Regions from separate parts of the Mus musculus genome. Here regions 1, 3, 4, 5, 6 and 7 are each linked to region 2. The links are chromatin loops, found by intact Hi-C in ENCODE. Cell type or tissue: left cerebral cortex. All regions are shown on one strand. Links, peaks and the distances in the headings refer to the core of each region. The heading gives the core; the rest is flanking DNA. Region 1 has its middle 120 kb from the start of Gm34306. Region 2 has its middle 23 kb from the start of Gm34244. Region 3 holds the start of Mir181a-1 (microRNA 181a-1). Region 4 has its middle 100 kb from the start of Gm34306. Region 5 has its middle 180 kb from the start of Gm34306. Region 6 has its middle 29 kb from the start of Gm34306. Region 7 has its middle 6.5 kb from the start of Mir181b-1.

Region 1 (4,585 bases), core at 195-4,194, 320 kb after region 2:
GGTTGCAGATCTCTTTGGCTCCTTGGATACTTTCTCTAGCTCCTCCATTGGGGGCCCTGTAATCCATCCAATAGCTGACTGTGAGCATCCACTTATGTGTTTGCTAGGCCCCTGCCTAGTCTCACAAGAGACAGCTATATCTGGGTCCTTTCAGCAAAATCTTGCTAGTGTATGCAGTGATGTAAGCGTTTGGAAGCTGATTATGGGGTGGATCCCTAGATAAGGCAGTCTCTAGATGGTCCATCCGTTTGTCTCAGCTCCAAACTTTGTCTCTGTAACTCCTTCCATGGGTGTTTTGTTCTCAATTCTAAGAAAGGGGCACAGTGTCCACACTTTGGTCTTCATTCTTCTAGAGTTTCATGCATTTGGCAAATTGTATCTTATATCTTGGGTATACTAAGTTTTGGGCTAGTATCCACTTATCAGTGAATACGAATTGTGTGAATTCCTTTGTGATTGGGTTACCTCGCTCAGGATGATGCCCTCCAGGTCCATTCATTTGCCTAGGAATTTCATAAATTCATTCTTTTTAATAGCTTATTTAAGAGAAAATTGTACACTATGGCCTCTTAAACTCCTGCATATATTTATACATCACAAATCAACTAAACAAGAATCAGATATTTTTGCCCGTGGCTACTTGTCACCAAGGTCATCTTCTGCTGAAGAAATATTTGGGTACCTGGTGGAACAGTATAAGTTACGTTTACCTCAGTGAGTGTAATTGGGTATATGATATATAGCCAATTAGTATTATTAGTAATGATAGAAAATCATTCAGATATTGTCATTACTAATTTCTATCATTACTAATTTTCTATCATTACTAATAAGGTAAAGCCACCCAATTTCCTTCTTAGGTCATCCCTCTGTTCTTATGGAAGAACAGAGCCAGCATATCTTGCTGATCTCCAGGAACAGGATGTGAGCTTCATCACATGAGCAGTGCCAAGCACAGAGTCGGTGATTATAGAATGGATCAATTCGCCATTGGTTGATACAGAAAGTGCTGCTTTCCAGCCTTTTCCTTAACACACCCCGGTCCAATGGAACTGCGGTACCATGCTATAATGATGATTCTCCATGGATACCAAATTGCCAGGAAGTAGAAAGAACAAAGACCATGATAGCAGACAATTCAGAAACTCAGCTTCCAAGTCGGGTGCTGAAACAGCTCGTCATCTGAAACAGTCCATGGGTGTGAAGGAGCCCATGGTCAGCCATTTTCACCGACAAGCTCTGCTTATGTGTAGTCCTCACATTTGGACCAAGTCTTTCTAGTTACGTGTGCTTAGTTTGTCAGTACAATGAGCCACATTTGATTAATCATTTGTTTTCCACCTACTGAGAGGCATTTTAGTTGAGCAGTTAATAGCTATGTTACAGTGTGAGGAAGAGTCCCAGTAAACCAGGAGCCCTTGCAGCTGGAACTGGAGCAACGCTGAGCATGGCATGTGCTCGAGTGGTGATAAAATGAGGACACAGACTAGTTTTCCAGGGACAGACGTCCTGTTTGCAGGAAGGTAATGACTCCTACAAGTAACCCCGATTACAGGGCTCCAGAAATCGGTTTCATGAGATTTTTGTATGAAGGTTTTAATTAAATATATTCAGGGAACTCAGTATAATGTTAAGCCAAAAACCAAAGTCAGAATGTATGTCAATTTTTTTCTTTTTCCTCTTTTCTTTTTTCTTTTTTTCTTTTTCTTTTTTTTTTTAACCAATGACTTTGAAGGAATTAGTTATGGTAGACAGTTTAGGGTAAGGGAGACTCCCCAACCCCCTTCAACGATGTGGTTTGGTCTATATAAGAACTACCATGAAACCAAAATGAAAGGTTTATTCTTCATGGCTGAAAATACTGATTATATCTCAGACAAAAATGACACAGACCTTGTCTTTTTCTCCATGCCAAAGCATGCTGTGATTTTTTTTTATAAAGGCTTCAGCCAGTAATCATATATCTTTGCTTCAAGTTGTACTTCACTCAAATAGAGTACTTTAAAATATACCGTAGCACCATTAAAGTGATTGCTACCTGCAGCTCACCAGCACAAGCAGAGAGCCAGGCTCTTTGTGTGATTTGTCATAGGGCCTACAGCCTAGGACAGGCAGACACAGTAAGCTTGCAAGTTAACCACTGAGCAGTGTTGCAGAAATCCAAATTCTGTGATAATATAAGTAGAAAAAAATATAATTATTTATTTATGATACATTTTCTTTGTTATCTTTTATGTGCTACAAAGTACCAAATTGTGGTTAAACAGAGGAATTCTTCCTAAGTCGATGTCTACAGCTTAACAACTATGAGATTCTACATCCTGGGCCACCCACCGCAGTGTATGTAACCAAACCTTCTAGCTGGCAGATCCGAAAAAGCATAGATTCTCAGATTCTAAGGAAGCATGTGGTATAGATGCTCATGTAACTCTGTTTAGCACACTGATTTCATTATGTTTTGAATGTTTTCCACCTGTAAACAATGGGATTTTTAAGTGTTGATAAACAACTGCTAAACATAGAGGGTTAGAGAATGCAAAATATACTACCCTTCCCTTCTCGATGTCTGTCCAGGTCAGACAGATCTATTTGTAGTAAAATACTGCTAATGTTATGATAAACAATACACCAAGAACTAAGCAGTTAATTTGACCTAAGTGTCAGAGACAGTCTTGTATAGATTCTAAGACTGGATTTGGATTTGGGGAGGATGTCAGATACAGAGCAAAAATGTAGGAAGCATGTGACAAGCCTAAAAACAGAGTCTATACTCAGAAAGAACTGAGTAGTGAATGTGTCTAGAGAGTGGGATGTTAAGCAACAGGAGCCTAGTAAAGCCCTGAGGAGTCATTCCATTCTGAGTTTCTAAGATGGGACAGTAGGTATTTGGACTTTTGCAGAAGCCTGGGCTAAATGAAGAGTCTGTTTTCAGGGAGCTGATAAGACCCAGAGAGTTAACATACTGGTTTTGTGTATTTCCTCATGTCCAGCTTCCTTTTGCTGTGCCAAAGAACTTTTTTTCTCCACCAATATCCTGGTTCCTCTGGTCGGGGTGGGGGGTGGGGGTCCTGAAAGGAAGCACCTGGAGTCTGCACAGCAGCTGGTAGGAGGTGGTGCCGGCTCCCACACAGCTTCAGCAAGATCAAATGCATTCTCTGAGATGCCACATTGTTTTACATGCAGTCATAGGCTCTTGGTCAAAATTCTTTTTTTTAAAAAACATTTTTCCTTAAAGAGTTTTAAAACTTGCATGAGATAATATTAGCAGAGTATCCAAATGCGTTCTAGAAATATGTAGTCTGTAGATTATCCTAAAAGGTTAAATGTCTCTTACTAACCTGTTCACAAAGAGGTCAGGAAAAGCAGTAAGGGCACATTAGTATTTTAAGGAAGCTCAGATGTCTCAACCTTTCAATTTTTCTTATCATTAATTAAAGAAGCTATGAAGTGGAGACAGGTCATTTGCTAAGTCTGTACGTGTCCAATTTGTCTTACTTCAACTCTAATTTTATTTTACTTAAATGTCTCTCATTTTCTCTGAATACAAAATAGATGCTTTTGCTGCCTGGACCTTGGCATTTCGGTATCCACATGTAAATGTGCTCCAGAAATGTGCCCACATTTGCCTGTTTCCTAGCTACTGTGGCTTCTTGAGCCTTCTGTTCAGGCTTCTCCTCCACGTTGGATGGATCCCTGTCTGAGGGAAGGTGAGAAAGGTCATGTGGGAGATACTAGTGTTTGCACTGATCCTTAAAGTAGTAGGTATGTGTTAATATTTCACATTGGTCTAAATCATACCAGTATGTGAAATAAGTTAGTCTCAAATTTAGTTTGAGACTAGATCAGAAGGTTTTCTTTCATTGTTTCATTAAAATAGTTATTCCATACATATTTCCTCTGGATGTCCAACCTTCTCCTCAACCAGCTTATTTTAATTACCAATGGAAGTGAACCCCCCCTCAGTCCATTAAATCCCCAGCAAAGTACTTCTTGTGTAGATAATTTCATGAGATCAAAAAGAAATCTAACCATGCTGAAATTTAAAAAACATGGGACATCCTTACTGTGTCCCATGCACTTGAGAGAGGGTTAGCTCCTATGGTGATGTAAATAAAATCTAAATCATTCTTTATCTCTTATTCTAATTTATGTATTCAAACTAAAATGAGATGTATGTTAACAATTATAAATTTGTCTCTTAAACAGCAGCACATTGTACCTACATTGCTTCTGTTGTTATATTTTAAAATATATAGCTCTTGGCCTATCATTCTTTATTTTGTAGTAACTTTTATGTCCCTTTTCTTTTCTTTTCTTTTCTTTTCTTTTCTTTTCTTTTCTTTTCTTTTCTTTTCCTCTCCTCTCCTCTCCTCTCCTCTCCTCTCCTCTCCTCTCCTCTCCTCTCCTCTCCTCTCCTCTCCTCTCCTCTCCTCTCCTCCCCTCCCCTCCCCTCCCCTCCCCTCCCCTCCCCTCCCCTCCCCTCCCCTCCCCTCTCCTCTCCTTTCCTCTCCTCTCCTTTTTTCTTTTTTGTACTGACCATTCCATGAACTGTCAAAGGAGCTAAAGAAAAATTGCCAGCTGCAAC
Region 2 (4,585 bases), core at 391-4,390:
AAATTTACAACACAAAACACATGCAGCATGAAGTGCTCTTTATACCTACACACACATGTTCTTTAATAAAGACAGGGAAATAATGTGACTTTAAAGTTCTAAATTTGTTTTAAAATTGTGAGCCAGCAGTTCTGTGGGGGAAAGGAAACCCACTCGTCTGCTTTCTACTTTAGACCTAGTTGTGTTGACTGCCATTGATAAACCTTCTCACACCAGGAAATAATGCTAAGGAGTGGTATTAGGAAGTAATTCTGTCAGGTGATTGTACCCAAAGAAAACACCTTGGAGTAAGTTTAGAAGCGAGTGTGAACGAGATGCAGGCTCTGGAGCGAGGGATGGGTTGTGCTAATGGGGCATGTCTACCCTTAGATAGATATTCTATTCCTCAGAGCTGATCTTATGGTATGGAAGATAACAAGGGGGCTCAGACACTTTCCGTGGCTGATAGTCATCCTGTCATCCTTTACAATTCGTCTTCGTTTTCTGAGCCTATATTATATTTAAATCATTTACCTAGTGTAGATTTTTAGGAAAATCGATCTTTGTTTTTTCTTTGCTCCAAGAAGAATAATAAATTGGAATCTAAAACCAAAAGGTAAAGTGCCTTACCTCTCTGTTCTCTGCGTGGCTAGTGTTTCACAGCGACCACTGGAGTGCTGGGTGGCTTTTCTCTCTGAACACGTCTGTGTTTCTTGTCATTGATGTCGTCATTAGTTCAGCAGCCAAGTCGTGTTTTACCTCAGGTGAGACAACCTTTCAACCCCCTCCCTCTCAGCAATTGATATTTCCGCTGCTAATTTTCTGTTTTGTAAGATGCACTTTTGTTTGTACAAACACAATCTCCTTCCTTTGCTTTCTTTCTACCAGACACTAAAGGCCTGGCAGAAGGCTGGGGCTGGGGCAGGTCACTTATTACTGTCTCCTTTGTGACTAAGGGACAATTTTTTCATCCCTAGTTTAGGGTAGAAACTAGTTAGGTAAAGCCAGGGAACACCTGGTATTCGTGAGGACTCTACAGGGTAGTTCTGGGTGATGAAATCAGATGGTAGATGTGTGAATCACAATGTGTCACTTACTGGCTAGGTGGCTTTGTTTTCTTCCTCTCATCTTCAAATTAAGTAAGGTTGTATGGAGTGTTAGTTGCTGGTCATACATTCAATTCTCAAAACGTGTCAATGCTTAGCACAGTACTGTTACATATCAAAAGCTCCATGTCAGTATTACTTAGCAATCTTGCTTGACTTGTGCAGTTTCACTAGAAAATAACTTAGGATAAGATAGACACATATCTGAGGAGTGTGTGTGCGTGCGCACACACTTGCATGCACACACATTGGTGTGCGTGTGTGTGTGTGTGTGTGTGTGTGTGTGTGTGTGTGTGTATGTGTGTTTAGGTGGTAGACCTCGAGGCCTCAAATCACTAACCATTAAAGCCCACAGCCATTATTCAGTCTATGTGACAAATGAGATCCAGAAAGCTAGCCTAGACTTATTGGCCAGCAACCAGTGATAATCACTACTTCAAGTTCAGTATCTGCTTTATTTTTTATTTTTAGATTGCGTGATAATATCTTAGTATAGTCTTATATGACTTTCATCTGTTCATTCTTTATTAAAATAAATTACCAGATACCTAGTTTGTACTGGTCACTAATGTTGGTTCTGAGGAATTTCGGAGCAAATCAGACTGGGTTGTATTCTAAACATGTTGGGAGACTACTCGGCTTGGGGTGAGGTTTAATCTGAATGCAACTCGAGAAGAAATCACCTGGTGCTGGAGAGATGACTTTGTGGTTAAGAGCATTTAACTGACTGCCCCTCCAGAGGAACCAGGTTCAATTCTCAGCACCCACATGGTAGTTTACAACTGTCTACAACTCTAGGTCCAGGGGATCCAATACCCCCACATAGACATACATGCAGGTAAAATACCAGCGTACATAAAATAAAAGTAAATCCATTATGAAAAAGAAGAATCACCCTGACTGCTCTTTGGAGAGTTTCTTCAAAGGAGACAAACGAGAGTCAGGGCAAGTGGACAGGAGCCCAGTGAAAAGTGACACTGACAGCAGGAAAAGAGCTAAGTGACAGGATTTGCAACACACCTGTGTGCTAAACTTCCAAACAATGCCCACAGTGAGCAAGGACTGCCAGTCTCCATCGCAGCCTCTCACCCTTGCACTTACTGCCGCTCTTCCTTGCCGAACCCATTAACAGGTTAGGGTGGATGGAGAACCGACTTCTGCCTGGGCCTCTTGTAAGTGGTTTATGCATCTGTAAAATGAGTGACTATGTCCCCAAATCTGCATTCATTTGCCCCTTCATCCCAGCCTAATATTCTTTTCCTGATGCTGAATTAGCAGTGAGTGAGAACCCCTTGGAACAAACGGTTCCACAATGGATCTCTGGCAGAAGTTTAAGATGACAACGAAACAAGAAAATAAGATTAGTGAAGGTAAGTCTTCCATTCTTGTTTAGTTCTTTAGTGCCAGTTTCCAGGACCAGAAGGGCCTCCTGTCTGTTTGTTTTGTCTCTGACTCTGTCTGTTTCTGTCTCTCTGTCTGTCTCTCTGTCCATCTTTTTCTGTCTCTCTCATCTGTCTGCCTGTCTGTCTGTCTATCTCTGTCTTTCCCTCCATTCTCTCATTTCAAGCAGAAAGCCAGCAGAGGGCACTGGTAACCCTGAACATGCAAGATATCTGGTGGAAAGTTCCCTGCAGAAGGGCAGCCCAGTGTTAAGACAGAGGGGGGCGGGGGTAGGGGAGGCTAGAGAAGTATAGGCTTCGTACTTTCATGTCCGTATTTTGTAAGTCTATTAAAAATTGGGAGAACCTTCTCTATCTCTCCTTTAAAATGCTTGAGAGTGGCTTCCCCAAAATATGATAGAATAGCATTGAAATACTTCAAGCAGAGTGAAGATGATTAACACTATATTATTCTGCAATTTTTAAATCATTTTATTTGACTCAAAATGTTTGCACTCATGTGGGTAGGATTCAGTTAGAAAATTGAAGTATGCTTTGCCCATTGAGAAATGGTGTATGCGTGTGTTTCCAAGTTTTAAAACCTATTCCAAAGCAGTTATATCCATCAGGAGTGTATAAAATACCTGCAAGTGGCAAGTATAATTACTTGTGCCTGTTGTTAAAAATTGAAGTTGATGTAGTTTTTAAGTTGGAATTTCTACCAATGTGTAACCACCACTTATGTGTGTATGTATATGTGACTACTATATTTATATGTGAGTCATGTAAAATATATCACACACATATTTATATTTTTCCAGAATCTGTCTTTGTGATGCTGCAGAAACTTTCCTAGTGGTTAGTGCTGCTGTGCAGTGGTCTCTTACCTAGATGGACCTATTTTTCCACGGCACCCAAACCTGCATGGCGCTGAGCTAGTTCCTTTAGAATGACTGCCCAATGCTCAGGTATGCCAAAGCTTTCAGGACTTCGCTTGTTAATGCCACAAAAAAGAAAAAAAAATTCATGCACACATGCTTGGAAGCTCTTGTCTGAAAGACCATGGATGTCTTTACTTCCAATTAGACAGTCACTAGGCAGCAAATACAGCATATGACTTATATTGAAGGGCTATGGGCTGCCTGTATCAACTGCTAGAACAGCTAACCTCAGCAACAGTCATCAAAGCTTTAATATAAGAAAACTATATGTGCAAAGACACGTGCGAAGCTCACTTTGAATGTGTTACAGACTCCAGTACTCAGGACAGTTGGCACAGATGGCCAGCCTGACATCAGACTGCTCCTTTTTTTTTTTTTTTTTTTTAAACCGTGACCAGTTCTGGAGAGTGCTGGACTAGAGACTCTGTCATTTCTGACAACAGGAGAACCAGAGACCCAGTGACATTCAAGTTTTGGCATTTTCCAATTTCTTTTTGGATGATTTAACGACCAAAACTGCTGCAACCTACACATTTTGCTTGTCTTCCTTCCTCCACGATGGAGCTAGGATAGGATATGGCTGTTCGTGGCTTTCTGCCTCTGGATGGCAGTAACTCCTGCTTGAATGTTCATGACCCTTAACTGTAATGTCTTAAAGTAAGGACTTCCCATCCTTTGTTAGTTTTCTGTCCAAAGAAAACACGAAATTTGCTTGGTCTGAAACACACACACACACACACACACTCCAAACAAGGAGTCTGTTTAATGTTAAAAAACCGATACCACCAATCCCAGGCTAGAAAGAAAATGAGGACTCAGGGAGCTAACCTAAAAAAACAAAAAAACTGAAAACCTGGCATTTGGATATTTCCATATGTTTATATGTGATTCATTTTCCTTCTTACATAAATTAACAAATGCTGCCGAGCCAAGCGTATTTTTTTTCCCTCAAGACAACGAGGCTCTGCAAAGCTCTAGGAATATATCCAGGCTTTGGGAATAAGCATGTCTACCACTAAAATTATGTGCTCTGATTAATATAGTCCATCTGGATTTTCTGACTGAGGCTTTTCATAGACACAAAGAATTAAAGAGCTTAAACATTAAATACAGAGCAGTGCACACATGGTAAATGTGGTTCTCTAACCTCCCCATGCTGTGGCTACTGCAGTACCGTGAA
Region 3 (4,585 bases), core at 404-4,403, 640 kb after region 2:
GGAAAGGACTGGCAGAGGCAGTCACTTAAATTAAATACAGGTCATCAAACAAGATATACAGTCTATTTCTAAAACAGACAAGCCCAGCATCCCGAATCCCTGTGGCCTTTTACTGAGGCGCACTGTGCTTCTTTTTCATGCTCCTCTGTCAATTCATGTTAAAGTTTGCTTTGCTTAAAAGTGATATTTCATGTATTCTCTGACCCTCTTGCTCAAAGCAAAGAAATTGCTTTGGTTTATTTATGACCCGCTAACCTTAAGCAAAGCTGAACTTCTTAATGCTTCCAAAGCCCCGGGAGGAGAAATAAAAGCTAAAGTAAATTTGGCAATGGTGCAAGTCAGTTTTAACCTGTCCAGAAGACCTTCCAAAAATTATGAAGGGAGAATGGTTGCCTACGTGCACACAAATGACATATTTCTGGTGGCTCTTGATTCAGGAAAAACTGCAAGGAAGCAGATGGTTAACACCAATTTAGAATCCTGGAATCTTAACATTTTCTAAAAATAGTCAAATAAGACTCGACACCTGACAGAAAATGTAAAATTTCAATACTGTCCAACATTAATATTCCAGCCAATTATCAAATTTGGAAAATAACAGTGCAGACAAGGTTAGCTAGTAAAATAGTGATTGGAACCAGCATTGTAGAAAGCCGAGGAAAGGTAAGCTAAATCAGCAAGTAGACATCTTTCCCCTGTAGAATACCGTCCTGAAGTTATTCTCTTACTGTGAGGCAGGTGCAGCAAGAGCAGAGGTGCTTTTCCTCATGGAGAGTGAGTTTAAGTTATTGAGAGGTTTTTCTCATCAAAAACTATAGCCATGAGAAAAGTACATGTTTCATTGGATAAATAGGAGTTAAAATATGTCAGTGATGTGATGTTTAATCTAATTTCTTACTAAACACCAATCACTTTCAATCTCCTAAGAACTTCATGATAGTATTCTCCGTAATTTTATTCTAAGAATTTGAGAAATTTGGACTTATATTTTCTACAGAGAATTTTAGAAGGTTCTGGAAACCCCTCACATTGCGGTGCTTTGCTATTAATTGTGATTCGGATGGAAATTGCTTGATCGTAGTTCCAATTTTGTATATTGAGATAAGGCAATGATCATGGCTTAGAGTCTCAGCTCAGCAGCCTTGAAAAAATGATATCAAAAGCAATGACAGGTATGTATAGAAGCAATGGGATGCTGGCCTGAATATGATAGTGCAGTGGTCAAGCAAGGGAACATGAGCAACATGCATTCTGGTGAAACTGATAACACAGATGGTCCCAGGAAGACTTGCTTTCCTTCCACAAGAGACAGCCCTCTGCAGGAAAGCTATCTCAAAGGAAGCCACACAGGACTATTCAGATTCATCAGTTTTATGTCTTGTAACTATCTGAAGTCTGAATGCATGCCATCAGCAGATCGTTACCTTATCTACCTCAAAATACCAGCCAGAGACACTTGTCCTGTAATCTCTTCGTGTACAAGATAATAAATGATTACAGGTTTAGCATACAATATTCTAAGTAAATAAAATGAATATGTATAAAAATTTGGACTGAATGGTTCACCAATATTTTATTAATAGTTACACACACACACACACACACACACACACACACACACACACACACACACATATATATATATATATATATATATATATATATATATATATATATATACTTATTAAAGCCACTTAAGAGTCTACATAAGTATAATGTAGTAACTTTCTACCCTAGTTTTGAGGAGTACAAAGGGATTTTTGTTTAAGTTGATATTTGAAATCAGTTTTGAAGACATGCTCAATAGAGTTCATACTAACTTGTAAATGCACTTCATTTCAAGAACACCTAGGAAATGGATAGAAGTTACTGCCAGATCCACTCAATCAAAACAAATAACAATATTAGGATATAATAACCAAAGTGAGAGGAGTTGAATTTCAGGCAGTAGGCATAGGTTGTATTAATTTTCATTGTAGTTTAAAGTCTTGTGTCATAAGCAAAGAAAGATGTGCTAAATTGGTTTGATTCCTTGATTGTTTTAAAAATAAGTATGTTTAAAAGAAATTATACTAATTAAAATGCCTATTGTAAAATAAATGCTTATTCCATGCACATTGTAAACATAGAAGTTCAAAATTGTTAGCAATGTAACTTGAGAAAACCTAAGTGGTTTCTGCTTGATTCTGCATGACCTACATGCGTCCTTGCAGTTCTTATTATATACATACCAATATTTAAATTATGAGATACTTAGATACTATTTGTTTTGCTTTTTGATAGTTCCAATTTTGTTGAATGATAAATTCTCCCTGTCTTTAACAGCCTGTAACTAAGCTCCCCCCAAAAGGACTTTTCTTCCCTTTTGAAAAAAAAAAATCCGATTCTTTTCTTTGACACAGCACAAAGTGGAGGTTTGCCAAGCTCTGGGCTGGAGGAATCCTGCTTCTTTTCTTCTGTACTCTTTTGAAATGGTTTAAAATGTGTGACAGGTTTGGTTAAAGGATTGGGCTTTCCTCTGCCTCCCTCCTGCTCCAGACTCCCACAGATACTGTTTAAATCAGCACATCTCTGCCTCACAGGTTGCTTCAGTGAACATTCAACGCTGTCGGTGAGTTTGGAATTCAAATAAAAACCATCGACCGTTGATTGTACCCTATAGCTAACCATCATCTACTCCATGGCCCTCTGCGTTTGCTGAAGACAGAACCGCAAAGCAGGACCCGACAGGATTCTCCCCGCCTCTTCAGAGACTATGTTTACAAAGGTCACAATCAACATTCATTGCTGTCGGTGGGTTGAACTGTGTAGAAAAGCTCACTGAACAATGAATGCAACTGTGGCCCCGCTTTTTGCTGTCGCAATCAACAGACGTTCCCTCCCTAATAGAGGTCCTGGGGGTATTAACGCCGTTTCTCGGTTTAACTTCTGCTGTCTGAACTTTCAGGTTTGTTTATTCAATTCATATCAAGTCCTATTTCTGTGAGGAAGTCACTAATTTATATAAGAATACTGCTTTTCTATACTCCTGGGGGTTACAAATGGGGCATTTCTTAAAAATGCTAAAGTGTTGGATGCCCAGAATCAACTGTGTAGCCCTGGGTTGGCACGGCTTCCTGCTCTGCTGTGCTGGTGGGAGGAAGAACCAAAGAAATATCTTACTTCCTGCCCCGTTATCCGTCACATTGTTACACAGAAAATAACCATCCCCTCATCTTTCATTAGATTTCTTGGTCAAAATGGGCTTGAAGCAAGAGGGAATTCTTTTGCTCTGCATAAAGAATCGCTGAAATGGCTCTACTCTCTATGGAATTGGTAGGCAGAGGGATAGTACCTCAATAGCCAAGTACTTTGTTATCCAGGGGCTCATTATAATCATGCAATAGATTTGTTTCCCCAGAGAGACCTCAGATTTAAGATTATAGTTCATCATCTTTATTTACCCTCTACTTTCTTCTGAAATGGTAGACTTGATTCCAGGGACTGTCTTCAAGCAAGTGTGTGTGTGTGTGTGTGTGTGTGTGTGTGTGTGTGTGTGTGTGTGTGTTTCCTAACTAGTTTGGCTCTATAATTTCAAAAAGAACATCTGTCATTAAGGTTCATCACCTCCAATAGTAAGTACAGTGGTTGGAGTTAATATTTATAACAGGATGTTCAGCATACAGTGTGTACATGGTACCTAGTACATGGTACCTAATAGATTTTAATTCGTTGGGAAAAAATCTATCAAACATATTGTCCTTTCTCTCTCTTGATCAGTTTATTATGATATACATTCAACTCCCACTACAGAAATCCATTCCTGGGACCTTGCTCTAGTGTTCAGAATATTCATTCCCACAGTATTTTACGTAGTTAGTTCACAAGTGCCTGCCTTGCTTGGGGCATCTCTATCTATCATAACTCCTTTCTCCCACCGTCTGTTTCGTTCCATTTAACGTATGACAAGGCTCTAATCTCAACAAAAAACAAGAAGTTCAAAAAAAAGTTTCTATTCCTGCTTCATTCACTGAACAGCCCCCTTCTTTTTTCTATCTTAAAAAGCTATGAGTTTGGAAACGTCACTTAATTAGTAACCTGCAGAAGAGTCTCTATTTGTGTGTTCTCTCATTACTTCTCTTCAGCCCACAATTTGACATCTTGAAACATTGCTCTCTCCCAATTGTGCAGATTTTTTTTTAATGGAAGCTGGTCTTGGTGAAACCAAATCACCAGTATTATTCCACCCCTGGTAGCAAACTTCCTACTCTTCTTCCATAAAATCATTCCCTTTAAGTTCCATATTTAAGTGGATCCTGCGGCACTGGCCTCTATTTCATTGATTATAAATTCATCCAGGTATATATTTGTTGATAAACTTTTCTAAGCCTGGATAGTATTTCATTTCATATGTGTATTTGTGTGTGTATGTGTGTGTGTGTGTATTCGTATATATGCTAAGGTAATGGAGATATGTAGATATATAGGTATATGTGTGTGTATACATATATGTGTATATATATATGTGTGTGTGTGTGTGTGTATACCTATGAAAACATCCATAATGTCAGAATATTTTCTCTACTCATTCATTGATTGAAGGACA
Region 4 (4,585 bases), core at 194-4,193, 330 kb after region 2:
ATATAATTATAACAAAAAACAGTGTATATTAAATAATAATATTTATCCAAGAGTAGTAGGATGTAGTCAATGTACGTTAGAGGAGACAAGAGATGCTTTTCAAAGGCAGGTAGCATTTCTGTTGGAAATTATGGAAGACTGTACTAATAGGCGCTGTACTCTAGTTACTAATGAGATTTCTGTTGTTTTCAATGCAATGCAATGTCAAGTGTTTATGAACTCAACCTTCTGACCAAGAGGCAAATTCTCACAGACCTTGATCCTCCTATCTTTCCCTTCAAAGCCTTTCTAGACACCATTTTCTTAACTATCTTCCCATATTCATTCTAATCCCACAGATACAATAAACATCTATTTATGTATTCATAGCTACTTCTTATTCATCAAGAAGAATAGAAGTTTTTCTTGTCTTAATTATCAGTTATGATACTCCCAGGGATGATAATATTCCTGTTTGTTGAGGCCAGCCATGGTTATTTCTTTTTCCTTAGGCGGAGTATGTGATGCAGTCAGTCAGGGAGTAATCCAGAAATGCTGGAGAAATGTGACATTTTCTGCCTAAATAATGGTCATGCTATGCCATAATGATGAGAGCTACAGTCATTTTACCACTTCGAAGGAAAACCTGTTAGGATTCAGAGAAGTTAATTTAACATATTACCATCCACCCAGAATCCACCAAGTCTACACTTATACTTTTATTCTAGTTCCTTGGCATTGGTGATGATAGTTGTGCACAGTGTAAAAGCTACAGTTGGTGAGTATTTTCTTACTTGAACTTTAAAAATTTCACCATACATCTCTTTTAAAGCATAGCATTTTTCTGAGAGACAAACAGACTCAGAGATGAACATGGCCAAACATACATACACAGAAATAAAAGAATGGTTCTAAGAGGGTCAAATGTTGTGGTATGAACATGACAAAGGAATGACAATGAATGCTGGCCATATCTAGATGATGAAAAGCATTGAGTTTTAAATGAAACAATGTGTTCAAACGTTATGATCTTGTTATGTTCTTTAATGAGATAGTCTTATTCTGCAGCCAGAATGGCCTTGACCATACTGTATTATAGCCCAGGCTTCCTACAATCCCATTGCACTTCTCCTGTCTCAGCCTCTCAAGGACTGAGATTTCAAGAGTGAGTTGCTATCTGGCTTCCCTTATCTTTTTCTTTTTAAAGCAAGAACCTGGTGATGTGTATTTGGAAGGAAAAACACATATCAAAAATGAACTAACTGCAGAAAGTTTGGATATTCTGAGACATATGTAATTCTGGCAATGAAATACAGCTGGATTTGCATGGGAAACAGTCACAGAAATCAAACCTGTTAAATCTGACCAGCAGGAAAGTAGTGTGTGAGAGAGGACGCATGAACACAAGTTTCCACACTTGCTAATTTGAGGGACATTATAGCATATATAGGGGAAAAGACTAGAGAGGAAAGATTAGGGAGTAAGATAAGAAGTTAAATAGAATACAGTATTTTTGGTATAGTTTGAATTTCAGATGTCCATAAGATGAATAAATGAAAACACTCAGCAAGCCTCAGAGCCTATAAACCATACACTTTTTTCTCAGTCTTCTGAAGTTTTCACTCAATTATCTCCAATTTGTAAGGGGAACAACCAGATGGGTCTACCCCAAGTCATTAATAGATTTAGTAGGAAAAAGTAAGAATGTGATTTTTATAAATGCTTTTATGAAAGCAGATCTTACAGGCCCTCCACATTCTTGGGAACATCTTTCCCACCCACTCAGCCACCAGTCACACATACCATTCTACCCTATTCAGGCTCCAACTAATTTTAATGGGTATTAATTTTCTATGCTATTTTAATTTTCTAGAGTACCTGGGGGAATTGTGCATATAATAATGTGTAAAATCAAATCTGGAATCTATAGAAGTGGATAAAAATTTAAACACTTCCAGAAATTCAGTCTTCAGAGTGTAAGGTTATTTTAAGTAACGGAGAGCATAGATCTGAAAATGCTTATGTCTAAACTGGAGCAAATGGAATCACTAATTTGGTTTTTGTTAAGAGGAAAAGTATCTCAGATTTTCTAAGTCCTCTTCCCTCCCCCAAATCAAAACAAAACAACAGACACCAGCAACATTTGCCATACTGGGATCCCAGTGTCTCTCCAGCCATTCTTTTAGAAAAGGGTTTTCTACACTTTAAGAGGTTTTTTTTCCCATGGTTTTGGTTGTTCCCCATATGTTTTGACACTTCTCAGAGCATGACTTCAAAGGGATCTTCCTGCTGGAAAATTTGGGTCTTTAAGCTTCAAAAGGAAAATTCCATAACAGTGCTTCAGAGACCTGGGCAGGAAGTGCTTCCCATACTCGTTGGAAAGGAAAATAGAGTGTGTCTATGTTTTTGTGAAACTTAGGAGGTCATTTTACTTATAAACGCAGCCTCATTCTTCATCTCCATGAGATCATGCTTGTACTCCCACCCCCATATTTTCTTTCTTTCTTTTCTTTCATGGGAATGTCTCCAGGCTCCCTTTGCCAAGAGGCCGTGTCTAGCATGTGGAATCTATAGTATTCAATCAGGAGGATGAGATTGCTATTGCTCCCTGTGACTATCATAAATTGTACCCATTGAAATTCACACAAGGCAATGGGCTGTTCTATTGATTCATATTTACTCCTGTGTATGAATTTTACATTCTACTGACTGAAAGAGCTCTTCAAACTGTAGGAACCTAGTTCTAAATTTAAGAATGTAGAAATGCTTTAGTTTGGGTAAGCCAAACCAACTGATGTACAAAGATAAAGTTATGTTCTATCACAATCCCTTTATTAAAAAATCTGGAAATAGAGAACACTCTAGTTTTCAGATTCCTGTTTCCAGCGTGAAACCCCAGAAGTCTCTGCAAAGTATGGCATTACTCTGCAGGAGGCATTCCTAACTCCAGATCAATCATTGCTCACAAGCACTAGCAAACAGTCTTGTCTATGTTTCCCATTCATTGTCTCAAGTTGAAGGTGATCTAGGAAGGGCAAGAAATGGAAACCTAGGCGGGCATGAGCTGTTACACATAGATCCAAAACCTTCTATGTAGACATCGGCGACTTAGAAATTGGTGACTAGGCCGTAACCAAGAGGTAGGTTCCAAGAAAAGTTTGATTCTGGACTTTAAACTAAAGGAAAGTAATTTTTATAAAATTTTTCACTTGAAAAATGCTTGCCATATTGGTTGCTCACTCAGATACATAATTTTCATCTACCAACTCTAGGAGTCTTCTTCATTTAGATTCTCTAGACAATTTACTTTTAGATAAATGTTTAAAATATAGTAAGCATAAAAAAAAATGATCTTGAATCACTCTCTGTGATCGTTAATATTGTTGACTTGACAGACTCTAGAATATTCTAGGAAACAAAGCCCATGTGGGTCTGTGAGGGAGTTTCTAGCTTAGGTTGACTGTCCTGAGAAAAATCTTCCCTAAATGTAGGCAGCATATTTCCCTGGGCCGTGGTCTTGAGTGGAATGAAAAGCAGAGAATGAGCTTCAATGTTCAGTGTTCTCTTTTCTGACTTGATGTTCCATATGTTTTAACTTTATGGATAAACATATTCACTGTATATAAAATTTTCAGTTGCTAAGCATCTAGGTAGCTACATTGGTTGTTCTCTGCCAACTATGACATAGATATTTATGTATATATTTAGTGTAGATATATTTTCTATGTCTCTTATTTATGTGACTCTGGAGAAGTCAAATGTGACAATGTCATGCATAACACTTTACCAAATGGTTTTCCCAAATGGCCACACTATTTTGAAGTCCTATTAATTCTGCAAAACGTTCTGATTCATTGTCTGTATTTTTTTTTTACTGTAGCCTTCCCAATGGATATTAAGTAGTATCTTGGATTTTGATATATAGTTCATCCACATTCTATCAAATTTTTCTGAGCTTATTAGTAACTTTGAGGAAAATCTGTACACAAATGAATTACTCTATTTTAAAAATTTTTTTTATTAGGTATTTTCCTCATTTACATTTCCAATGCTATCCCAAAAGTCCCCCATACCCTCCCCCCCACTCCCCTACCCACCCACTTCCACTTCTTGGCTCTGGCGTTCCCATGTACTGAAGCATCTTAAGTTTGCAAGACCAATGGGCCTCTCTTTCCAATGATGGCCGACTAGGCCATCTTCTGATACATAAGCAGCTAGAGACACAAGCTCTAGGGGGTACTGGTTAGTTCATATTGTTGTTCCACCTATAGAGTTGCAGAACTCTTTAGCTCCTTGGTTACTTTCTCTAGCTCCTCCATTGGGGGCCCTGTGATCCATCCAATAGCTGACTGTGAGCATCCACTTCTGTGTTTGCTAGGCCCCAGCATAGTCTCACAAGAGACAGCTATATCTGGGTCCTTTCAGCAAAATCTTGCTAGTGTATGCAATGGTGTCAGCGTTTGGAGGCTGATTATAGGATGGATCCCCGGATATGGCAGTCTCTAGATGGTCCATCCTTTCATCTCAGCTCCAAACTTTGTCTCTGTAACTCCTTCCATGGGTGTTTTGTTCCCAATTCTAAGAAGGGGCAAAGTGTCCACAGTTT
Region 5 (4,585 bases), core at 231-4,230, 250 kb after region 2:
AGGTCTGGTCCCCGTAGACTCATGTGTTTGAATGCTTGGCCCATAGGGAGTGGCACTATTAGGAGGTGTGGCCTTATTGAAGTAGGGGTTGGAGGAAGTGTGCCACTGTGGGAGTGGGCTTTGAAGTCTTCTATGCTCAACTTATACCTGGTGTGATACACATCATGATATAGAACTCTTGGCTTCTTCAGCACCGTGTCTGCCTGCAGACTGTCATCTCTCCTGTCATGATGATAATGGACTAAACCTCTGAAACTGTAAGCCAGCCCCAATTAAATGTTTTCTTCATAAGAGTTGACATGGTCATAGCATCTCTTTACAACAATAAAACACTAAGACAAGAATAGTACACTTTTTGACACAAACTCTATCAGTAACTGCTGTTTTCTTCCAAAAAAAAAAATTGAGTCATGTTGAGATTGTCTCTACATGTTTGTATATGTTCTCTAGCAGTTTGAAAGATTGGGAAAATTTTCAAAGTAAATATTTGTATGTGTTAATTAATAAAAACATCTCTTGAATGACTACTAGAAATGTCTGCCTGGATCTTGGCAGTTCTTAATGTCTGGAGTCAAATTACATCTTTAAATTACTCCGAATCACCTTTCTTTTGGGGGAATGTATTTTAAGGAAGATTTTTCAGGGTAATTTTGTTTATTGAATTTCCTCTTGAATCTAGGTATTCATTGTTCTAGATCAAGTTTAGTATATTGTCATAGGCAGTGGTTTATACTGGTTTTCGACTTGATTTGGTCTAGAAGAAAAGCTTCCAATGATGCCCGTGAGTGATCATCCCGATCAGGAGGAGCCTTCATAAAAGGGACCAGCACCAATTCCTTTCTTCTTTAAGTTTCTTTCCTCAGAGCATTTTATCATGATAGCAGGGATCACAACTAAGGACTGAAAACTGCCACCACGAGTGGGAATAGTGCTATGGTCAGCCTGACCTAACCATGTTGGCTTAGACCTTTGTATCTAGTTTACAGAAGCAATGTGAAAATTTGGCACTCTGAGCTTGAAAAGCTCTTGAATGCCGAAAGCAGATCTTGATGGGCCATTCTGCTAAAGCCTAGCAGACAAGAATACCAAAAGAAATGGGGCCAGTAGAGGCTCAGCTCACGAGGATTCACAGGGGAAGAAGGACTCTGTCAGCAACTGGATTAGGCACCACTCATCGAACGTCTTGGCAAAAATCTCTAAGTACTCTTCCTTTGTCCCTATACCTTGAGTGACAGGACAATTTCTTTGGCAGTAAAAAATTTGAGACAGAAGAGGATGCATGCAGTGGCCTGGTTTCCATTTGTTCTCATCCAGGATGGAGACTTCCAATGTGCAGGAGAACAGTATTGAAATGAGAGCTTCTCCAAGGAGAAGAGCACAGGCAAGGTCCAATATGCAACCAAGGTGTAACGACAATGGCGCTATAAAGGTGAAAGAGAAAAGTCCTGATCTGCACCTGGACTCAGCAAATGTGCCCTGGGAGTGAGACTCTATCCACCACAGCCTTCACCTTGTGAAAATCAAAAGTATTCAAGGAGGATGGTTAAAGGTTTCGTGCTTCTGGAAGACAAATGCTATGACTCATGTACAAAGGTCAGAAGACAACTTGCAGGAGCCAGCTCCCTTCTTTCACCCTGTGGGTCTCGGATAGAAATGAGGCTTTGTGGAAAGTGTCATTGCTGGCTGAGCCATTTCTTTGACCTAATGTATGTATTCTCTCTCTCTCTCTCTCTCCTCTCTCTCTCTCTCTCTCTCTCTCTCTCTCTCTCTCTCTCATAAGTAGTTCAAACAGTTCTGGAGTCAAATGTCAAAACACCATTTGCGGCTGGAGAGATGGCTCAGCAGTTTAGAGCACTGGCTGCTCTTCCAGAGGTCCTGAGTTCAATTCCCAGCAACCACATGGTGGCTCACTGCCATCTGTAATGGGATCCAGTGCCCTCTTCTCTTCTGACAACTACAGTGTACTCATACACACAAAACAAATAAATCTTAAACAAAAAAATAAAAAAAGACTCCTTAGCTCAGATTTGGGAATAAAAAATAATACCAGTTGCCCAAAAGTCCTGTCATCCTCGCCGCCCCGCAGTTGCACAATCTCCTTACCTCACTGCTCCCAATTCCCAGGATAAGGTACTTCCCTGTTTATGTATCCATCCTGTCTGCTGGGCGCATCTATACCCATCTCCTCTCCGTCTTTGTACACAGTGGCTACTCAGAGCTGATCCCACGCCTATTTCATGAGACCCACTTGGCAAATGCATTTAAAAACAGTTCATTAAGAAAACAAAAAAACCAAAACGCTTCTTTGCCACATGGAAACTTACCGAGATTCAAAAGTGTACTAATATTTATTTGATTTTTTTTCACAGCCTGAGACTTCAGAGAGATTACAGAGGGTGGGGTTGACTGTGAATTTTCTTTTTATGTCAGTAAATCTAAAACCTAAACACATATTCACAAGTGTACAGCCGCCTGTACAGCTTGCCTTACCCATTTCGTTTTTTGAGTATAAAAAGCATGTAAAAGAGAGCTGCCTACAGATTTGTCTTGAATTAGTCATGAGGATAGGAAGGACTTCTGCAGAGTCAAACCTCCATTCATTTACCCATACAAAATACCTCTTAGCAGACTCCAAATTAAGTGATACGTGGTTGTAAGACCCAAGTAGCTAAGGTAGCTGTCGAGTGCCCCACACACACTCCGTCTGTGTTGCCCGCTTCACAGCCGATGGTGGACCATTATCACGTGACAGTGAAGGCAGAGCAGATGGCCGGCGAGTGGATAGGTACAATTTGGCTATGTTTTCAAAGGATTCTTAGTTCAATGGCTTTAAAAAAATCATCTTCAGCAACCGAAGTTACCATTTTCGAGTGGAGTCTTATATAAGAATGACACGTGGAATATTAACAAAAATGAAGTTGTTTTGGCTTAAGCAGCACAAAGATCAAACGTAGTCAAATTCTACACAAGACATAATTTAGACCAAGAGGAAAAGTTATTTAACTAAATCATTAAGGCAAGCGAGTCAAAGCAGACAAAGGGCTCATTTGCCACTTGGATCTGATAATGGCTGTGTTCGTTTTGAGGGCAGCTGTGACTAGGTTTCCCGGTCAGGGGGCACAGTAGGTATTTATTTTCTCACAGATCTGATTGGGATCAAGCTGTTGGCTATGCTGGTTTCTGGACTTGAACTTGGACTTCTCTCTGCATGTCCATGTGTTCTTTCCTTGGCGTGTTTCTATGTCTAAATCTCCTCTTCTCACAAGGATTCCCATCGTAGTGGATGCCCATGACCTCAGATCACCTTTGCTATTGCTTTACAGTCCTTGTTTCCAAGCACAGTTATGTTTCGACGATAAGATTACAATAAGAGTTTTACATATTCTTAGAGGAAGGAGCCTATATCAAATAATTTATTTTCCATGTAAAGGTTGTGTGTGTGTGTGTGTGTGTGTGTGTGTGTGTGTGTGTGTGTGTGTATGTGTCTGTCTGTGTATCTGACTCTGCTTCTCTCTCTCTCTGTAGGTCTCCATGTGTGTCTATATCTGACACACTCTCTCTCTCTCTCTCTCTCTCTCTCTCTCTCTGTGCTCCCTTTCTCTGTCTTTCTTTTCCTTTAAAAAAGCTTTCTTAAGATATATAAAATGACAATGTTTTGATACACTTATACATCGTGAAATAATTGCTAACTAATTCTTGATTAGTTTGCATTTTGTTTTTGTAATAGATAAATGATCCACGTCAGATGTGATGACAATTTTTCCAGGGGAGAGTGTAACGATCATTAGAATAGAATCTGAAATGACCAAGGGTGCAACAAAACAGAAAGTTCCAGTGGGGCTTGAAATTCATTCATAACTTATTCAGGTACAATGAATTTTTTTTCTCTAAAGAAAAATTTTACAATCGGGTCCTCAAGGAGCTTCCGATAGCCAGAGCTATTCTAGTCAGCCAGAGCAGAGCCTATTGTTAACATTCAAACACTGATGTCAGCAACGTGTTTGCTTTGTTTCTCTTTTTGTTTTTGCATTTTAACAAGTTAAACATATTATTTTAGTGTGTGTGTGTGTGTGTGTGTGTGTGTGTGTGTGTGTGTGAAATTATGTATGTGTACAACATGCATGCAGGAGCCCACAGAGAAGGATGTTGGTTTTCTAAAATTTAAGTTACTGATAGCTGTGAGCTACCACGTGCATGTTAGGAACCAAGCTTGAGTCCTCTGCAAGAGCCGCAAGCTCTCTTAACTCCCAGGCTTATTTATTTGGTCTTTGAGACAATGTCTCACTATATAGCTTTGGCTTTTGCTATGTAGACCAGGCTGCCCTTGAATTCCCAGAGACCTCCCTGCTTGCGCCTCCTGCTACTGGTATTAAGGGATTGTGCCACCAGATAGAGTTGGTTGGTTTATTTTTACAATCAGGTTTCTTGCAATATTGTTTACATATGAAATTGAAATCAATGTCTGTTCATGTATACATTATGAAATAATTGCTAAATTCGAGCTAATTAATACATCTAGTACTACAGAGTCACTCTCTGTGTGTAAAAATTAATTCACATTCTATACTCAGGAAATCTCAAGGAC
Region 6 (4,585 bases), core at 429-4,428, 470 kb after region 2:
TTATGGCTGTTGCATTCATGCCCAGAGCGGCTATGGTTACGGTCAGAGAGATCTGTACAGGACTGAGCCCTTCAACTTTCCTGCTTGGATGATGTATAGGTTTCTGAAGCCCCATGGCTGACTGAGAGGTTGTTAGCAGTTAATGGCTGCTAGGAGGTGGGAAAGTCATTTTTCTTCAGTTGAGTAGCCACTGGTGAATAATTGTACACCCATACTCATATAAGCAAGCGACCCTAATTAACCTCAGTATTTTTTAAAGACATAAAAATACAAAGGGTACTTGTTAGAAAGGGAAAAAGATCCAAAGTGGTAAGACGGTTAAGAGAGGTGGTGTGTGTGTGTGTGTGTGTGTGTGTGTGTGTGTGTGTGTGATGTATGTGTAATGATAAACATGCATTACATAGGTGTACACATTTGTCAAAGAATAAACTAAAATAATAGAAATGAAACTCAAGCAAACTAAAATGAACCATGCTACTTTATAATTACTAGCATGTCACTATTACAAGGATAACATTTGTAACAACCTATCAATATTTAGTTACTAAATGTGATATATTTCTAATAGCTTCTAATAGTTAAGTTTAATGGTATAGAAATAGAATAGTCATCCAGTCTACAAAAAAATAAAATGTGACAAGTAGGTTTAAATGGTGAATTTGATAGCTAACTTACAATTATCTTAAAATAAATGAACTGTAAAATTATTTTCACTAGATTGTGGAATATATAGGCCAGATATTGTTTTCTGTGTTACTATTTACAATAGGCTAGTGTTATATATGGCATTAAGTTTATAGTCATATCAGCAGGGTAACAATGCAATAGTAGTGATCTAAGAGAGATATTTGTATTTACTGTCCTGTCTGCCATTGATAACTTCTCTTGACATCATCTCTATGACAATACTTGCACAAATGAATGATTATTAGTAGAGTTCTTTTCCCTTGCCTTGAATTATGCTTCAGTTACATCCTTACATTTGCTATTTCAAGGGAGAAAAATAGAATAAATCCATTTTATGTCCCTTGAAGGGTTTATTTAAGCCATATCAAATGTTCAAATACCTTATTGTTTTTACAGGCCAACTTATGATACATGTAAGTTTGAGCAATCTGCCAGGAAAGTTATAGGTACCAAAGAGTAAGTAGATGGCACTTTGTGAAAGCAAATTGTCTCACTTTAGCATTAGCTATTCCATTCATTAGGCAATGGGATTGTGTACAGTAGATGACTGTTGAGTTAATCTACTTGATAACATTCTCTCTAACTGTTTCTAGCTGTCCAGATGTCTGGGAAATTTTCTGAATCCCCTATGGTCACCATGGCCTGGGGGAAGCAAAGATGAGACATGAAACCTAAACCACAAGACATCTTTATTGCCTCTACCTGCCTTTAAGATTCCAACTGCCCACGAGTCCTTTTAAGAACCTCTGGCTGTTGTTTGAATCCTGGGAGGATGTCTTCAGAGGACACAGTTTTTCTTTCACAGACAAAAAGGAAGAAAGAAGTCAAGGAGAAGTATTAGACTTGGGGGTGCCAGGATGGAAGGGAATAAAGAGCCTCTTTTGAGTGGGAGTTGAAACTCATTCCACTGCTGCTTTCTCATCTGGAGAACACCACCATGCTTTTCTGAGGATAAGATGGGATACAACCCCTGGGAAGATATGTAGACTTACACACTGTTACTCATGTACATGAATAGTTAAGAGCATATTTATAAAATGCGTTACAATTCTCCATAGCCATCAACCTTTAGGAATCTCCCCTACAGTATCCTTACTATTCCTTTTCCCTAATGACTTACCACCATAGTTTATTTTGTTATAGAGAGAACAACAGCAATTGTCTGCCTCTAAGCAGTTTTTACATGTCCTCTTTACTCTTCTGTTGTCTTTTCTAGGCTTGAAAGTGACACACAAATATTAACAGAACTCCTGCAGTGTGAAGTTTGGGTAGTTTTACTGAAAACACAGTTCTATTTGGAAATATTTGCAGTTGTGAATGAGAATTATGGTTCTCGGTACCAGGAAGCTTTTTCCTTTCTCAGGCCCACCCACAGACTCATCTCAGTCTTTATCCTCCGCACACAGGATCTGTGGACCTGTGGAGTGGGAAAGGATCCGTGTACCTCTTTCCAGATCTAAACTCTCAACACCTGCATGCTCTGCCAAGTGTTTTCCTTGTGCATTCCTCAGGAGCTGTGGAGGATTCCATTAATATTTTCAAAGAAAGAGAATTGAAAATCTGGGTCCTTGAAGACATAGCAGCATAATGGCCGGTGATGAACTCTCAAAAGAGCAAGAAATGAATGAGTTCTGTTAGGCCAATGTCCCTAACTAGTCCATTACATCAGCAAGTACCAATGCAGCAATGGTTCCTGAAGTTTGAGCCTCTGATGTAGTCCAGGGAAAGGAAATTCAGATAAAGAAGCCAAGACATCCATGCATGGTACAGCCTTCTCCACATGCCATTCAGAAATGGACTGTGGGAGACTTGCAGAGCTCTGCTTGGGATCTCCTTCATCCTACTCATGCATGGTACGTAGGAAAATGGCTTTCCAAATTTAGCAACTGGGACATTCATTGAAAGGCCACACCAGTTTCTGCTTATTTTCTTTGTCTTTCTGTACTCATTTATAATATTTTAAATGTTTTCAATATTTTAGATGTATCTGCCATGACATCCTACAGACAATTTTATTATAATATATGTTTTGCTATGTTTCAGTGTTTTTATGTTTGATGAAAAAAATATATATAAACAAAATTGATTACATTTAAATCACAAAGAAGAGACACATAGAAAGCTGATGACATGAATAGACACTATTTTTTCCAATCAAAATACTCATGAAACAAGGTACTTTTTTCAAACAGGAATTTAAATTCCTAATTTTAATTCCTCAAGAAAGGAATCATTTTTGTGTAAATGTTTTGCAGTATGTAACATCAGCATTCTTATAAAAGCTGGAAGAATCTCTAGCTAAGAGATATAGGAATTTGGCAAAATGTCCATTTGGTTCATAAATATTTACTAAAGTAGATTTCATAAAAGAGGCACCATATGAATTTGGGGTGAGAAGTAATACAAAGTCTGGTTCATAATTTTATTTCCTTTCTACTAGCAAATTAATTAGGTATATTTCACATATTATACTTATCATACATAGCACTTCATGAATTTTTATCTGTGGTTCAGAATAATCATGACAAATAATGATATAAGTCAAAGTCTATAGAAGCCAATTTCCCAAGTCATCTCATCACGCCACGGAAACACAGATGCTCTGGTCTGTGTCTCAGTGACTGCCACAGAAGATTGTGTGTGCTTAAGGTTGTATCTTTAGGTTCTATCTTCAGGAAGACTTTTTCAACAGTAATGCCCTTTTAATGAGAAATCAAAAGCAGTCTTCAAGAAGCGTTTATAGGTACCTGTGGGCTTTCTGGAGAAACTCTGGACAGTTCACCAGACACAGAAATGAATAATTTAAGTGTTCTGAGCTCAATCTTGCTTTATACTGAGGTCCTCACTGCACAATGATTATAATGTCATTAAAAATAATGAGTGTCTACAGATGAGTGTTGCTCTGCTTACTTCAATGGCTATTTTTCTTAAAAGAACTAATAGTATTCATGCAATTGACATCATAAGACTCGGTGACTCTTGCTTACTATCATGTCTGTGCCTGTTGTGCTCAGTCAAGATACCCTCACCAGAATACAGGGGCATCTGGAGCCATGGTTCATGAGTCAGCACCAAGGCCTATGAGAAACCAGGGCAGACCCCTTGTTCATACACTTCTCTGGTTAGTCTCAATCTTATCCCCAGTATGATATAAACTATTTCATTATTGTCACATTGATATGGGTGTTCAGGAAATATTTTGGTATTCTGAATATCAAGTTCCAATCTTTGTGTGATTTATCATTAAATACTTTGACAAGATAAACTTTAATTCTTCTGTTTAATCCATTTTTAAAGCATTCCAAATGAAAAATGTATGATTTGATCTGATATAGGAATTATATGCTTTTCTCTACTCACAGGACCTTGGCAGCACGTACCTCAGTCACATAGATGGTTCAGAATTACTATTTTATAGAGATGCATAGTCAATGGGAACCCTTATTATATGCCTCTGAAGTTAGAATTCCTCCCATAGTCACACTCACCTTGCATTATTAAAGGCTAGTATTCAAAGTTCTTGACTAATCTATTAAAATTCAGTTCATTATGGACCTATCTTTAAAGAGTATTTCATCAAGTACTTCTTCCTGGAGATGTAGTTTAACCAGTTGGAGTCTTGGATTTACCATCATAATCATCACTGCCGCGATTAAAAGCAACAATGACATCACAACCACATGCTACACACAAAAAAAAATGTGTAGGTTACATGTGTTTTCTAATGAACAGTGTCTGCTAGTAATGTGATAGACATCTCTTCACAAGTATTCCATTGCATAATATGATATAGAACACATTACACATCAGTTACCATGATCTTAAGGCCTATGGCTCACTTCCTCCACAAAGCACCTTTACACTTCCTTCCTCATCTAGTATAGATGAAAGAGCCATT
Region 7 (4,585 bases), core at 370-4,369, 640 kb after region 2:
ATGGATGCTCAAAGTGGAGCCAATGGGTTATTAACTTAAAATAGTTTACCAAAAGAGACCATGAATTTGGAGAAGGTCTTACAGGAGGAATTGGGAGTTAATTTGATCAAAATACATTGTACCGAATTCCAAAACATTTAATAAAATATTAAAAGCAAAAAATATTTGGTCTTGCTTACTCATAAATTAACTTAATCTGCACAAGTTAGAGGGCTTTACTTCCTGGTTTCCTTCCTTCCTTCCTTCCTTCCTTCCTTCCTTCCTTCCTTCCTTCCTTCCTTCCTTTCTTTCTTTCTTTCTTTCTTTCTTTCTTTCTTTCTTTCTTTCTTTCTTTCTTTCTTTCTTCTGCTCTAAACTTGATACAAAAGACATGTCAAGCTTATAGTAGATGTGTAATATATGTAATACATTTTGGATGAATAAGTAAGTCAAAAACATGTCTACTTAGCGAAAGCAGTGGAGGTTAACCTTGTGATGGGAAGAGTAGAATGGAGAGCAAGCTGCCAGAGTCTCCTGGGACTCCTCAGAGTCATGAGCTTCTGTATACTGAATTAGATCTTAGATGGCTCCTTGAACATCAGTGAGACACCAAAAAGGAACTAAGGTGAAGGTGGTGGCTGCTTCCCCTATCTTAGTGGAAAGCATAACAAGTGACAATGCTCCCCTCTACCCTGCTGCTTCTGAGTAACCTCAGCAGGCAGAGTTCTCATTGGAGCAAAATGACAGTGTGACAAGATATGATTGGCCAAGAATTTATGCCTAGGGATCGGCTAAGCACTGTATACAAATGTATGTGCTCTGCAATAAATTCAGATCTGCACCCTGATGTTGGTCTCCCATGTCTGATTCCTGGAATTGGTGATATGTCTCTTTTGCCGCTCTCCCCCCATCCTCCATTCTGTTCCCACAGCAGTGTCTATAAATGAATAACTAACTCATATAACTCAATACTTTCAGCCACAGGCTGTGAGTCAAAACTAAGTTGTGGATGTCTTGGGAAGATCTATATCTGTATCTGTATCTATGTCTATATCATCTATATCTATATCATCTATATCTATATCATTTATATCTACATCATCTATATCTATATCTATATCTATATCTATATCTATATCTATATCTATCTATATCTATGGCACACATAATGTTTCTAAATTATTGGACCCTAGTGTTTATGTTTGTATTTATTATATGTGAATTTAACTACTCTGCTTATTTTTTTTAAAGTTTCTTTGTTGTGAGTGTGTTCATATATGTGTGCATGTGTCTCTGCCTGCCACGGCTCACATATGAAGGTCAGAGGAAGACGCGCTGGAGTCTTTTCCTTCCTTTAACCATATGAGTACCAGGGGATCAAACTCAGATCATCGGGTTTGGTGGCAAATGCCCTCACCTGCTGATCATATTGTTGGATCTAACTGCACTACTTAGTCAAATCTAAGAACCTATTGTTGCCTCCAAAATCCATCATTAGAAGAAGAAAAAAAAAAGAGGAAAAACGGAAGGAATCACGATTTTTAAAAATCACCAGTTATGACACTGTCAGCTGCTGAGATGCTAGCAATGTAGGTAGGATTGTCTCAGGATCAGAAAGCAAATGGTGTACCTACAGAATATCCCTATTTGGTTTTACTGCTTACATTAAAATACAATTAGGTTAGGCCTGGAAAACTTGATGTATGTAAAACAGATGGAAAATCTGGGGCACTTATTGTAATTCTGAGTCGTTTAAAGTTTACAGATGTTTAAAGAATTTTCTAAGATTACTTTGGATTCTCGTGGTTATTTTTATCCAAGGTACTGACTTTAAATGTGAATTCTTACCCCTTATCCTTAAGGTAAGGATAACGTGTAGACATAAGCTGATTTTTTTTTCTTAATCTTGAAGATGTAATGAGAAGAGGCACTGGTGAAGTAGCAGTGAAATCTGCATTTTCACAAATCTGTTTGCTTTCTGCAATGCTGTCAGAACGTGGTACAGTTTTGTTAGATCTTAGTCATATTTTCCAATCACTTCGCCATCAACCTTAGACAAATTTATTCCCTTTTCCAGCTCCTTTAAGAAAGCAGATTGTGAATACCTTCAGACTTCCTTAACTAGACATTTGCTATGCAAAAATATCCTGAAATATCAACACCAAGTAACAGGAATAAAATAGCCCCGTGTGTTCACTGCCTGAATTTCTCTAAGTCCCGGACAGACAGCTTGGAACCATGAACATAAAGTCTTAGCTAGCAGTGCCAGATCACACAAAGCCATTTTTAAGATGCCTGGTCTATGTTATCAATCCTCTTACCTTAGGCAACCCCCTCCAGCTGCTTAAGTGCTAACACATGCTTTATAATTGCAGGGAATGAGATGGTTTGCACATTAAAATTAGATGTAGAATGAAAGTGCTTGAACATGGTAAAACAGAAGGGAGTAGTGGGTGGGTTCAGAAGAGGGTCTGAGCATGCCAATACTCACACAGACTTAATTCCAAGATTTGCTTCTCCATTTGAATTCTTAAGTGCAGCCTCTGATTTCATTGCAGAAGGACAAAAAAAATGCATAGAATCTTTCAAAGAATATGAATCCCTGTGAAAATACATCCCCAATTTATAGCGTTTACAGCCATGAGAGATCACAGAGGCAAACATCAGAGATAGTCTTTGAAAGCCAAGCCAAGTAATTTAATGGCCACTAATGACATTTGTAGCTTTCCAGGCTTCTATAGCAAGAGTAATCAGATCCCAGGCTCTGGGGTGTAACATGATCACCTTTTCAGAGAAGAATTTCTGTGGCAGCTCTGGTGCTGCACAGCTGCTCAGGCATGTTGTTGTAATGTCAGAAGGCAAGGGTGGTGAAATCGCCTTTCTCCGGACTATTAGATGGCTTTCACAACTGGTAAACACAGCCTACTACAGGGGGAAGATGTATCCTCCTTTATTATGTAGAAAAAAAAATCAACCATTGCCTAAAATCAAAGTCTTAAAACACTGAAAATTAAAGAAGTATGTATACATGCACTTTCTTGGTTTTGAATTTGAGGTCATGAAATCAACAGTTATCTACTCGATTGTTTCAAAAGCATGCCCCAGGAAGCCCTGCATTTACTTGTACAGCTAAGTGCTGGGGTACATCAGAGTGAGAGCAGACATACTCATTATCTCTTAGAACCTGAACTCTACTTACAGATGAAGATCTCAACCACACTTCTGTAATTAGAGGACTTCAAAAGAAAGGGCTAGAGAATGAAAAGGAGACCAGTGGAAACTTCGAGAAAGAAGAAAAAGTCAAAGTGTAGCTGAGTTTGATCAATGTGCACAGCAAAGGAACACATACCCCTGCCAAAAACTCATGGGAAAAAATGAAACATGTTTAATATAGACAGGAATATTATTAGTAATGTAAAAAAGACTAAAACCTCCTTTACAGTGACAGAAAGAATAAGTCCAAGATCTTTTCATGCTGAAAAATAAAAATGATACAATTGTTAGTTGGTGAAGAGCATTAATTTAGATGGAGTTAAGGTGTGATATGCCAAAAAGATTCTAGGGCCAAAATCCTTTAACAGCTCCACTGTTTAGAGTTAGTCTTAAGATGGCCCAAGCTGGTCTACTGTAATATTTTCTTTCTGCAGATGAAGAAGAGAAGCTAAAATGTTAACTGTTTGGGGTCAGGAGACTAATACAGAAAGCATCCAAGCTTGAGAAAATAACAGGTACAGGCACCTAGTACTGGGAAAAATAATAATTCAAGAAAATGAAAGAAGTTAGTGTGGTGGCTGGAACAGAGTTCCCTGTGGAGGTGGGCTACCCCATGTCCCATTCAAGAGTAGACAAACCTCTATAGTCTAATCTTTTTGACATAAGAAGGTACTCTGTAGGCTATGAAAAGAAAAATAAAATGGAAACCTACCCAGCCACTAAAACTTTCACCTACAATCTATCTTGCCTGCAAGATGTGCTGGGGCAATTGTGGTGTAGAACTTGTCGGAGTAGCCAGCCCATAAAGGTAGACCATGCTCTATGCTGTCCGGATGGACAGGGATAGGAGACTAGATAGGCCAGAGACCTAGTGTATAGCCAAATATGGCTGCCAAAAAAAAAGAAAGAAAGAAAGAAAGAAAGAAAGAAAGAAAGAAAGAAAGGAAGGAAGGAAGGAAGGAAGGAAGGAAGGAAGGAAGGAAGGAAGGAAGGAAGGAAGGAAGGAAGGAAGGAAGGAAGAATTCAATCAATCAATGAAATGATTCCTAATGATATTCTGCTATACTCATAGATGGGTAGATTGACGTACTGTTTGTTTATTATTCACCAGAGAAGCCTCCTGTGGCAGCTGATGGGAATAGATGCAGAGACCCATGGCCAGATACAAGAGAGAGAGAGAGAGAGAGAGAGAGAGAGAGAGAGAGAGAGAGAGAGAGAGAGAGAGAGAGAGAGAGAGAAAGAGAGAGGGAGAGGGAGAGGGAGAGAGTCTAAATTGGAGTTCTCTATTGTGTCCTTCACCTCAGAGATCAGGGAACCCCCCCCAGGAGAGGGTGATGGAGGAATGTAGAAATCAGAGGGGGTGGAGAACTTAAGAAGAATATGGCCTATTAAA

What was found. Peaks named below come from ENCODE experiments on the same cell type or tissue, not always from the same donor. Only the 100,000 strongest peaks of a DNase experiment are listed, where the experiment ranks them.
Region 1: a loop joins it to region 2, with 3 times the contacts of the local background. A loop is called at or near these places in 7 of 42 quality-filtered maps.
Region 3: a loop joins it to region 2, with 2.8 times the contacts of the local background. A loop is called at or near these places in 3 of 42 quality-filtered maps.
Region 4: it touches region 2 in a loop (3-fold over the local background); 7 of 42 quality-filtered maps call a loop at or near these places.
Region 5: a loop joins it to region 2, with 2.1 times the contacts of the local background. A loop is called at or near these places in 4 of 42 quality-filtered maps.
Region 6: a loop joins it to region 2, with 2.5 times the contacts of the local background. A loop is called at or near these places in 3 of 42 quality-filtered maps.
Region 7: a loop joins it to region 2, with 2.8 times the contacts of the local background. A loop is called at or near these places in 3 of 42 quality-filtered maps.

The regions. Positions count from the first base shown.
Region 1 is chr1:137,647,223-137,651,807 of GRCm38, forward strand. No RefSeq gene overlaps it. Among named protein-coding and RNA genes, the nearest start is that of Gm34306, 120 kb to the right of the region's middle. In left cerebral cortex, for the core only: no CTCF peak of the experiment used is centred there; DNase peaks (open chromatin) are centred at 2,377, 2,811 and 3,625.
Region 2 is chr1:137,328,139-137,332,723 of GRCm38, forward strand. No RefSeq gene overlaps it. Among named protein-coding and RNA genes, the nearest start is that of Gm34244, 23 kb to the right of the region's middle. In left cerebral cortex, for the core only: CTCF peaks have their summits at 2,664 (motif pointing right), 2,870 and 4,009 (motif pointing right); DNase peaks (open chromatin) are centred at 2,665, 4,053 and 4,292; H3K27ac peaks cover 582 bases.
Region 3 is chr1:137,963,874-137,968,458 of GRCm38, forward strand. It overlaps Mir181a-1 (microRNA 181a-1), which reads left to right and starts at 2,582; the gene lies at 2,582-2,668. Mir181b-1 (microRNA 181b-1) reads left to right here and starts at 2,766; the gene lies at 2,766-2,845. In left cerebral cortex, for the core only: no CTCF peak of the experiment used is centred there; a DNase peak (open chromatin) is centred at 2,474; H3K27ac peaks cover 652 bases.
Region 4 is chr1:137,662,822-137,667,406 of GRCm38, forward strand. No RefSeq gene overlaps it. Among named protein-coding and RNA genes, the nearest start is that of Gm34306, 100 kb to the right of the region's middle. In left cerebral cortex, for the core only: no CTCF peak of the experiment used is centred there; DNase peaks (open chromatin) are centred at 1,739 and 2,319; H3K27ac peaks cover 1,773 bases.
Region 5 is chr1:137,581,750-137,586,334 of GRCm38, forward strand. No RefSeq gene overlaps it. Among named protein-coding and RNA genes, the nearest start is that of Gm34306, 180 kb to the right of the region's middle. In left cerebral cortex, for the core only: no CTCF peak of the experiment used is centred there; DNase peaks (open chromatin) are centred at 2,208, 2,575 and 2,997.
Region 6 is chr1:137,794,490-137,799,074 of GRCm38, forward strand. No RefSeq gene overlaps it. Among named protein-coding and RNA genes, the nearest start is that of Gm34306, 29 kb to the left of the region's middle. In left cerebral cortex, for the core only: no CTCF peak of the experiment used is centred there; a DNase peak (open chromatin) is centred at 2,507.
Region 7 is chr1:137,970,841-137,975,425 of GRCm38, forward strand. No RefSeq gene overlaps it. Among named protein-coding and RNA genes, the nearest start is that of Mir181b-1, 6.5 kb to the left of the region's middle. In left cerebral cortex, for the core only: a CTCF peak has its summit at 2,147; DNase peaks (open chromatin) are centred at 852 and 2,253; H3K27ac peaks cover 1,147 bases.